2 separate regions of the Homo sapiens genome follow, and region 1 is linked to region 2. The links are chromatin contacts, found by Hi-C or POLR2A ChIA-PET in ENCODE. All regions are on one chromosome and are shown on one strand. Each heading gives the region's core, a stretch centred on a gene start or an enhancer-like site at or near the end of the contact. The rest is flanking DNA. Distances are from core to core; before and after follow the strand shown. Region 1 holds the start of ZFP36 (ZFP36 ring finger protein). Region 2 holds the start of LTBP4 (latent transforming growth factor beta binding protein 4).

What was found. A loop is a pair of places that touch in the nucleus more often than their neighbours do. ChIA-PET counts read pairs that join two places held with the same protein, here RNA polymerase II (POLR2A). Pooled maps may share reads with other maps.
Region 1: a loop to region 2 is called in a map of CD8-positive, alpha-beta T cell, with 6 times the contacts of the local background. The contact joins the promoter of ZFP36 here to the promoter of LTBP4 in region 2. A Hi-C loop is called at or near these places in 2 of 168 maps with a recorded cell type or tissue (both CD8-positive, alpha-beta T cell) and 14 of 50 pooled maps. POLR2A ChIA-PET finds 5 or more read pairs at or near these places in 3 of 52 experiments (B cell, CD4-positive, alpha-beta memory T cell and WTC11).

What each region holds. Positions count from the first base shown.
Region 1 is chr19:39,405,436-39,409,924 of GRCh38, reverse strand. It overlaps ZFP36 (ZFP36 ring finger protein), which reads right to left and starts at 3,078. Exons shown (of 2, transcript NM_003407.5): 1 at 2,997-3,078; 2 at 518-2,182. The coding sequence starts at 3,020. The coding sequence ends at 1,226. It overlaps MIR4530 (microRNA 4530), which reads left to right and starts at 247; the gene lies at 247-302. RefSeq lists silencers at 185-244, 3,035-3,484 and enhancers at 1-487, 750-1,387, 1,388-2,026, 2,027-2,664, 2,715-2,914.
Region 2 is chr19:40,599,159-40,603,801 of GRCh38, reverse strand. LTBP4 (latent transforming growth factor beta binding protein 4) reads right to left here and starts at 2,433. Exons shown (of 30, transcript NM_001042545.2): 1 at 2,165-2,433. The coding sequence starts at 2,414. RefSeq lists silencers at 7-156, 2,350-2,499 and an enhancer at 645-1,168.

The DNA of each region.
Region 1 (4,489 bases), core at 1,829-4,328, 1.2 Mb after region 2:
TGCAACCTGTGACTCCCAAATGTTGAGATCCTAGCCTCTTGAGACCCTAAACCCGCTTCCCCAACATCCAGAAGGTGTCGAAGCCCCCCCGGAACCTCTAGTCCCGAAACGGGTTCCGCTACCCCAGGCTGCCCCGCCCCGCGCCCGCCCCCGCTCGCTCTGGGCGCGCGCCCCAGCACATTCCGTCCTCCCCACCCGGCCCCTCCCGCCTCCCGCGGCCCCGTGGGGACGGAAACATCCCGTCCCCGACCGCACCCGCCCGAAGCTGGGTCAAGGAGCCCAGCAGGACGGGAGCGCGGCGCCCCCGACGCCCGGGAACTGGCTCCCCCGGTTCCCATCTGGTGACCTCACCTGGTCCCACCCTTTCAGGTGAACGGCCAGGCCCGGTGACGTCACTTCCTGCCAGGTAAGCGCCGCGGGGCTCGGAGAGGAAGAGTTAACTGCACCCAGCTTCCAAAAAGTCACCCCCTCCCTCTCCATTCCTGTCTCTAGACCGCGAAGAAGCCAGGATCCCAGCTTACACTCAGATTGTTTATTTAAAAATGCCCAAAACACAAAAATAGACTTTTAAGGTAATAATATATATTACTAAATATATTATAGTCTACTTATAATAATTATATCGTCGTTTTCAATATTACAAAAAAAGGAAGAAAAATACAAGGGAAGCAGACGACCCAATATATATAAATACTATAAAATCATATTAGAATAAATAAAGTCGTCATAAATAAAGGGCCCATTGATTTATGGGTGGGGTTTGGCAACGGCTTTGGCTACTTGCTTTTGGAGGGTAATTTGAGCACCAGGATTCCCCCTCAGGAGAGGTTCCAGTTACCAGGAGACACTGGAACCTCAGGTCTATAAAAACTGGAGGGGCAGTGAAGGCCTATTATTCACAGCACATAAGATTCTAGGAGACAGATTTGGGCAGGGAAGAGGTGGGGGAGAGGGTTCATTGCCTCCCTTAAATATGCTACAATTTTTTTTCCCCCAAGAACCTCGGAAGACACTCCATCCCCCACCATCATGAATACTGAGCTTGCACACTTGGGGACCTGCCCCAGCGTGAGGTCAGGGGAGTGGGTTAATGCATTCTGGAAAAGGGGATTACTTGATTACTGTCCCCCAAGTCCCCACAGCCCTGGGGTCCATGCAGAGACCACAGTGCAAGAGACGTGGCTCCCCGCTGAGATCCAGCTGATCTGACCGGGCAGTCACTTTGTCACTCAGAAACAGAGATGCGATTGAAGATGGGGAGTCGCCGGGGGGCTGCCACGGGCTGGGGTGGTGCAAAAACTCCCGCCTCGAAGACGGGAGAGTCAGAGCCCCCCAGGCTGCTGCCGCTGCTGGCATATTCATCAGGGTCGGATCCCAGGGACTGTACAGAGGGGGTCCGAACCAGGCCACCCAAGGGCCCCCAGACGCTGATAGGAGTGGCCCTTCGGCAGGAGGGGCAACAGACTGGGGTGGGGTCTCTTCGAGCCAGGGGGGTGCCAGGGGCAGCAGAGAAGGCAGAGGGTGACAGTGGAAGGTCCCCAGGTGGTGGTGGGGAGCTGGAGGGCGAGAAGGAGCTGGAGGACAGGGAAGGGCCGGCCAGGCCTGGTGGTGGTGGTGAGGTCCGGCGGCCAGAGGGCAGGCCGGAGAAGCTGATGCTCTGGCGAAGCACAGGAGGGTGGCCCGGGGCCGCCAGGTCTTCGCTAGGGTTGTGGATGAAGTGGCAGCGAGAGCCGTAGGGGCAGCGGCCCTGGAGGTAGAACTTGTGACAGAGTTCCGTCTTGTATTTGGGGTGGCGATTGGCCTGGCGCAGCTCGCCCAGGCCATGGGCAAACTGGCACTTGGCCCCGTAGCGGCAGCGCCCACTCTCTGAGAAGGTCCGACATAGCTCAGTCTTGTAGCGCGAGGGGGTGGTGGAGGTTGCAGTGGGCGAAGTGGGTGAGGGTGACAGCTCAGGGCCCAGGCGGGGAGCCAGCGGTGCGAAGCCAGGGGGTGGGGGCACCCAGCCACAGCTGCGGCCCTCCACTAGGCTGGTGGAGCGGCCAGGCAGGCGGGAGGTGACCCCAGACGGGCTGGAGTCGGAGGGGCTCAGGCTCCAGGGTCCCGAGGAGCCCCAGCCTGGGCTGGACTCAGTCCCTCCATGGTCGGATGGCACGGGCACGTCAGGGCTCAGCGACAGGAGGCTCTGCGGAAATGGGTCGGTTAAGGCACCTGAAAATGCAGGGCGACGCCCCACCCCAGCTGCAGGGAACTAGAGCTTGCCAGGCCGGTTTGTGGGCTCCCCGCCTGAGCCCCACCCGCCCGCAGAAACCCCTGGGTTCCGGATGCCAGGAACCCAGAGTTGGAGGTTCTGAGTTTACCCACCACCGAGGCCTTATCCCGAGGGACCCAGGAATCCCGGCTTCCCCGGCTGGACCAAGAGGGGGACCCCGAAGTCAGGGCGCACCACTGTTTCCCAATTTTGGGTCTCTTGTCCTCCCCGGATATGACCCACGCGTCGGGATCTCCAGTTTCACAACTGGAGAAACCGGGCAAAGTTGACCTGGAAGTCCGGATTGCTTCGGTTTTAGGGTTCTCTGTCTCTACGGTCAGGGACTGGAGAGACAGAAGTCGGATCCCCCCACCCTGAGACTTCAGCCCCAGAGACGCCTCCGCGCAAAACCACGCCCTCAGCAACGACTAGGGGTGAGCCAGGTATGGGGGCCACTTCCGCCTCCAGGCAGCCTCGGTCTGAGAAAAGTTCTCCGACTTTCCACTTGCATGGGCCGCCCCACCCATGTTTGAGCGAAGAGCCGGGTGTCGCGGGTTCCATTTTCACCTCCAAATCACCAAGCTGGTCTGAGCGGGAGGCAGGGGCCCCAGGCTGGAGGGCGCGGCGCTAGGGAGCCCCAGTTGGAGAAGGGAGGCAAGCGTCCCGGGCTGGAGTTTGCGGCGCTAGAGAGGTGGGGACTCGGACTCAGGCATGCAGGTACCGGGGATGCCGTGCGGCGGGGACTCACCTCGTAGATGGCAGTCAGATCCATGGTGTAACGGTTGGCCATGAGGGGTGTCGGCCGAGAGTGGGAGCGCTGAAGTCAGGCTGAGGCTGGCACCGAGAGCCGGCTACTTATAGGAAACTGCAAGCACGGGGCGGGGCCGGGGCCGGGGCCGGGGGCGGGGCAGGAGGGGCGCTTCCCGGACGCGCGCCCCCGGCGCAGCCTGGCTGGCCCTGGACTGGTTCCCTTCCGCCCGGCCCTGGGCCAGGACGCGCCTGAGCTTGGCCGGTGGACAGCCGTGACCGAGCGGGGAATGCGTGGGGAAGGGGTGGGGGTGCGGATGGGGGGACGCCTGCCCAGTTTTCAAAGCTGGAGACTGAGGCTTGTAGAAGGAAACTGGGGCGGAGGTGGGGGCAGGGCCCCAGGGGCAATTGACAAGAGCAGAAGCCCGATGGGGGTGCGCGTGCGACACAGACGGATGGGGGCGGGGAGAGACGCAGAGGGGTACAGACAGGCAGACAGGCAGAGAGAAAAACATCGAGAGAGACACACACACCAAGAGACATACAGAGAGAGATAGACAGGGTGAGGAAGGGAGGGAAGACGGGGAGACAGAGACAGTCCCAGAGACAGATTCAGAGGGAGAAGAGGGTTGGGAGGATCACAAAAAGAAACAGAAAGGGGCTGAGCGCAGTGGCTCACACCTGTGATCCCAGCACTTTTTGTGTTTTTCTTTCCTTTTTCTTCTTCTTTTTTTTTTTTTTTGAAAGACGGGGTTTCCCTATGTTGCCCAGGCTAATCTCCAGCTCCGGGGCTCAAGCGATCCTCCCACCTCCGCCTCCCAAAGAGCTGGAATTACAGGTGTGAGCCACCAAGCCCGGCCAATCCCAGTACTTTCAGAGGATGAGGCAGGTGGATTACCTGAGATCAGGAGTTCAAGATCAGCCTGGGCAACAGTGAGATCCCATGTCTACAAAAAATACTATTTAAAAAAATTAAAAAGAAAAAGAAACTGGACAAAAAGGAGAAAGACTGTGAGAAATAAGCACTTACGGAAAGAAATCTGCAGAGCAAAGTGCCAAGAAAGAGCCAGCAGGCCTTGGAGGGGAATTCTCTGAGAACTGCCTGCCTTGTGTGGTCTCACTCCTAAACAGCCCAGACAGATAAGGAGACCTGGACTGCTCTCCCTCTCCCCACTTGCTGGGGTTGGGTGGGTGAGTGAGTGGGTTGGGTGGGGTCCAGGATACCTGGCAAGGCTGAAAAGGGGCCTCCTTTCCCAATTCACAGGGCGGCTCTAGCCCCCTCACCCTCGGGCGGATGATCTCTTCTAGGCTGAGTTAAGGAGAACTCACCTGGGCTGAGTTCTAAGTACTTTACGCACATTAATCCTAATGCCAGGTGGTATGCCCATTTAAGGCAGGAGGAAACCAAAGTGAAGTTACTCTCCTGCCCGGCTCACACCTGTAGTCCTAGCACTTTGGGCGCCCAAGGCAGGCGGATCACTAGAGCTCGGAGTC
Region 2 (4,643 bases), core at 1,184-3,683:
GGCACCCCCTCCCTCTCTCTCCCGGGGCTGCAGAGAACAGCTGGAGACAGCTGTGCGGAGGGGAGGGAGGAGGCAGGCGGCCGGGGGAGGCGCGTGTGGGATTCTGAGCCACAACTGTAGAGAGGAAAGGACGCAGAGAGCCACCTCCGTTTAGAAGGATAAAGGGACTGGAGTCCTGGGAGGAGATCGACTAAAGGGCAGTCCTCTCGAGTTCAAAGACGGCTGGAGGTTTCTGGGATGGAGGAACCTAGCTCAGAGGAAACTGAGGCGTCCTTTCAGCAGGAGTCCTTTTGTGGACAGTTACCTAGAAAACAGGACTCTAGTGCCGCCTAGGAGACAACCAGTTTGACGGTGCTGAAAACAGGGTTTAGATAGTGAAGTGGAATTCCTGGAAGTCATCAGCACTTAAGAGGCTCAATTGGCCGAGTCCCTCTGTGGAATCCCCTCCCCTCCCAGCTAAGGATTAAGTGCCAAAGGCTTTTTATTAATGGCTGCCTGTAAGGAGCACAATGTCTGGAGTCCTCTTGCGAGAACCCACTTATCAAGACCAACCCTGGGGTTCTCTGAAGATAAATGGGATCAGAAGTTCCTGGGGAAGGGGGTGAGCTAGAAGAACAGGACTTCTGGACAATACTACAGAGTTATCTGGGGAAAGGCACAGTTTGGGAGGTGGGAGGGAAGAATGAGAGGGAATTTCACTGGAGGAGTGGTCTCTAAAGTCTGTTGCCATGGTTGGAGAGCGGGTCTAGGGCCTGGAGCAAAAACTCAGCTCCCTTAGGTAGGAGTGTGGGGCCATGACTCCAGGGTGGTCTAATGGGGGCTTTTAATTGAGTAGTGGGGCCTAGGAGAGGCTTAACTAGGAATCAAAATTGCAGAATGGTAAGGGTCTCTGATGGAGGGGGTGGGAAACCAGCCAGGTCTGAGGGTATTTCCCAGGCTCCAGAGGCATTTCTCTGCCTTCTCTTGGCCTGAATGCAGGCCCGCAGGCCAGCTCCCTGGGGGTGCCTACACCCAGGGTGGGCCACTAGATGGCCACAGCCAACGTCATGCCCCACAGCCCTGGCCAAGCGGGGAGTTGAGGACATAGGGGTCCCTTTGAGGTCAGCCCCCACTTCACATGCCACTCCTTGCACCCCCAAGGGCTTGGCACCCGCCTGGGCATGGCGCCTGGCACAGGCACGTTGGGGCTGGGCCGGGAAAGAGTGAAAGAAAGAGGGAGGAAGGGGAGGAGAGAGGGAGTGGCAGCGGGCGGGGGCTCAGGCGGGAGATGAGCTCACGCCGGCCGGGCTGGGCTGGCTGGGGGCCAGGCTGGGCGAGTTCTCCGCTCCAGGGGCCCCCACTCCCCACTCCATAGGGTCTGCGGGGTAGGGGGCAGGAAGGCCCGATCCCAGAGAGTCTGCCCACTTTTGCATCCTGGAACAACAGGTGGTGCGCCCTCCCCCACCTCACCTGAACCCCCAAGGCTCCCCATCTCTAGGAGTGCCTGGTGCATACACCTCCTGTCCCCTCCGCCCCCAGGGGGCGCCCCTTCCGTAAGCCCTCTTATCTGGATTTCTGTCGCACGTGGGACCCCTGCAACTCAGGTCCTGCGGAGACACCCCCACCCCACCCCCGCCGCCACACACACACACACACACACACACACACACACACACAACCCCCGTCTCTGTCCCCTCTCCCTCTTAGTTCTTCGGATTAACTTTCTTCTCTCTAGTACCCCACCTCACAGGCATTCCCATACAGAACCTTCCCACCCAAACACACAGAAACTGAGACGTCCCCCATGCGGTCCTGAGACTCTTGCTTGGTCCCCGGGGACTCCTTACTCAGCGTCTCAGAATTCGAGCCCCCCTCCCAAAAGTTCTCAGGCCCCTCAATTCTGAGATCCCCATTTTGACGCAAAGCATGAAAGCTGGCGCCAATTCCCTCACGTGGGACATCACAGGCCTCTAAGAACCCTCATTGCTTGCAAAATCGGAACCCTCAGGACCCAACCCCAAAAGCCAGGAATTTGGGGCCCCCTTCCTCAAATAGCCCCTGATATTCCCTTGCACTATTGCATATGGAATCTGGGCTCCCTCTCCCTGGAGGACTGTCTCCTCCATCCCCAGGGATCCTCCTCCCCCCCGGAGCCGCTCTCTCGGGACCACCACCCCGCACTCACAGGCGCGGAAGCCGGGTCCCCCCGGGGCCGCCCCGCCGGGAGCGCCGCTGTCCACGCTGGTGGCGTTGCGGGGCGCGCAGGTCGGGGTACAGCGGGAGCCGGTCGGCCCATGGACGCAGCGCAGGCCGCACACGACCGGGGTGAAGCGCACGCGGAGACGCTCTCCGAGCCGGCCCAGTCCAGGCTGCGGCCCTAGCTGCGCCAGCAGCACCAATAGCGACACCCAGAGCAGCCGCACGCCGCCCGCCATGGCTGCAGCGCCGCGCTCCGCCGCGCCGCCGCCCCAGCCCGCCCGAGGGGCCCGGCCGCACCCGCCCGCCCGCCCGCGGGGGAGGTCGCCCGCGCCCCCGCTCAGGCCCCCCCTCCTCACCACTCCCTCCCCGGCGGCCGCGCGGGGGCGCGTGGGGCTGGGCGCTTAGCCAGAGGCTCGCAGGCTGGGCGCTAGACTCGCAGGGGTGAGCGGGGCGCCCCCTCTGTCCCCATCCGCGCACCAACAAGTGGACCGGGCCTGTAGGGGAGCGGCGGGGAAGGGAACAGGTGGGGGCGGGCGGGTTTCCCCCCAGACAGAGCTGAATCCATAAAGAGGAAATCCATTAAGAGTAGTGGGGGCCACATTTGGGGAGACAGCTAAGAGTTGATCCTCTTCTGCCCGGGGCACAGAGAAAGGGGCTTCATCTTGATAGGGGGCTATCATGGTACATCTGGACAGCCAGGTGGGACATCTGAGGGATGGGAGAAGGGTCGCTACACCTGGGCACATAAAGGAATTGGGCGTCTAGATCCTGGGCAGGAGGCTGGAGGTGGGGGGGATACATGTGAAGATGTAGCCACATCTGGCCAGAACGCCACACCTGGCGGGAGAAGTCACAATGGATAAAGGGAGGCTGTGGGCGGGGGTACTAACATCTGGCCCGAGGCTCACATCTGGAAGACTTTAGGGGGAGGGGTCACATCTGGGCTGAAGGCTACAGCAAGAGGAGGGTTTTGAGGGTGTTTGAGATGAGGGGTGTTCTAGACTAGGGGTCAAGAGCTGGAGCGGGAGGAGGGCAGGGGGAAGATTCGGGAAACAGGAGGAGGCCTTTGGCCCCCAGCCGCCCCACAATCTTGAGCATTTGGTGCCCAGGCAGGCGCCAACCCGCACAATCGCTTTTGTTGTCTGGGCTGGTTCGGCGGAGCTTTCTAACGGGCCAGCGCCCTCCCTCTTCGGCCGCGGGGAGCCCGGACGCCTGGCTTCCCGGCCCCACCCCCGCGGGTCAGTGCCTCTGGCCTGTGTCTGGTCCTGTCCCGGGCTCACCTCGCACGGCCGGACGCTGGGGTCCCTAGAGGGGGCCTCGTCCTGGGGGTGGGTGCTGAGCTACAACGGGGGGCGGGTAGGCGGCGGCTGGACCGTGGGAACCAGACGGCTTTATCTGGCCCGGAACCCCCCTCGCCCCAGGCGGAGGAAAGGCGGATGTGCTTACCCGGGGCCTTGCCAGCGGGGGCACGCTGTGGGGGCCTCCTTCTCAGTAGTCCCCGGCCCCCTGGCCCCCGGGGCCGCCGCCGCTTCAGTAGAGCTCTGGCCTCCTGGAGCCTGGGTGGGAGAGGACGGAAAAGCTGCTGTCACCGGGTTAAACTGACCTCCCCACCAAAGGGCCTCCATGCCAGGAAAATGTCTTTCAGTAGCGGCTCTGCCCAACCCTCCCCCCACAACACCTATTTATGGGGACCAGGCCTCTAGTGGGAGAGAAACAAAGACCCTGAGAGAAAGAGAGATGATGGGGGTTGGGGGAGAGAAAGAGAGAAGGGGCAGAGAGACTTAGACATAGAGGCAGGCAGTGAGACACAGGGAGAAAGAGAGAGAGGAAAAGAGACAGGTAACTAGAAAGAAACAGAAAGAGACAGAAATAATGCAGAGATGGGAAGAGCCTGAGATAGGCAGGCAAGGGATGAAATAGAAACGGACAGACAGGCTGATAGCAAAAGAAAGAGCCGGGGAGGGAGGGGGGAGAGAGAGGGAGAGGGGAAGGGAGGAGGAGCGGAAACGGGGGCAAAGCTAGGAGTTCCTGAGGGAGGATTTGGTAGGGGAGGGACTGCCCACTCACGTCAGTGGCTGCCAGTTGAGGGACACCTGTCTCTTCCTCACGCTGGGGCTGGGACTGGGCACTGCAGGCACTGGGTTCAGGCACCGCTGGGGGCCTGCACACTTTTTGGGCTGGCAGCTTCGGACCCTGCAGAAGGCTTCGGAGACAGCCAGGGACTAAGTGGGGAAGGAGGGGACCAAGTACTTCTCTACCAAATGCATCCAGCTCTCCCACTGGGATGAGGGGAGGGATGGGGAGCTCCCTGCCCCTCTCCTCCTATTCCCTTTTGCCCCCTACTCATACTCCATCTTCCAGAACCCACCTCGGATGCAGCGGCTCCTCCTAGACGTCTGGCCCGGGCAGCAGCGACAAACAGCAACGCTATAAATAGTGGAGTGGAAGTCACTCAGGCCCCTAGC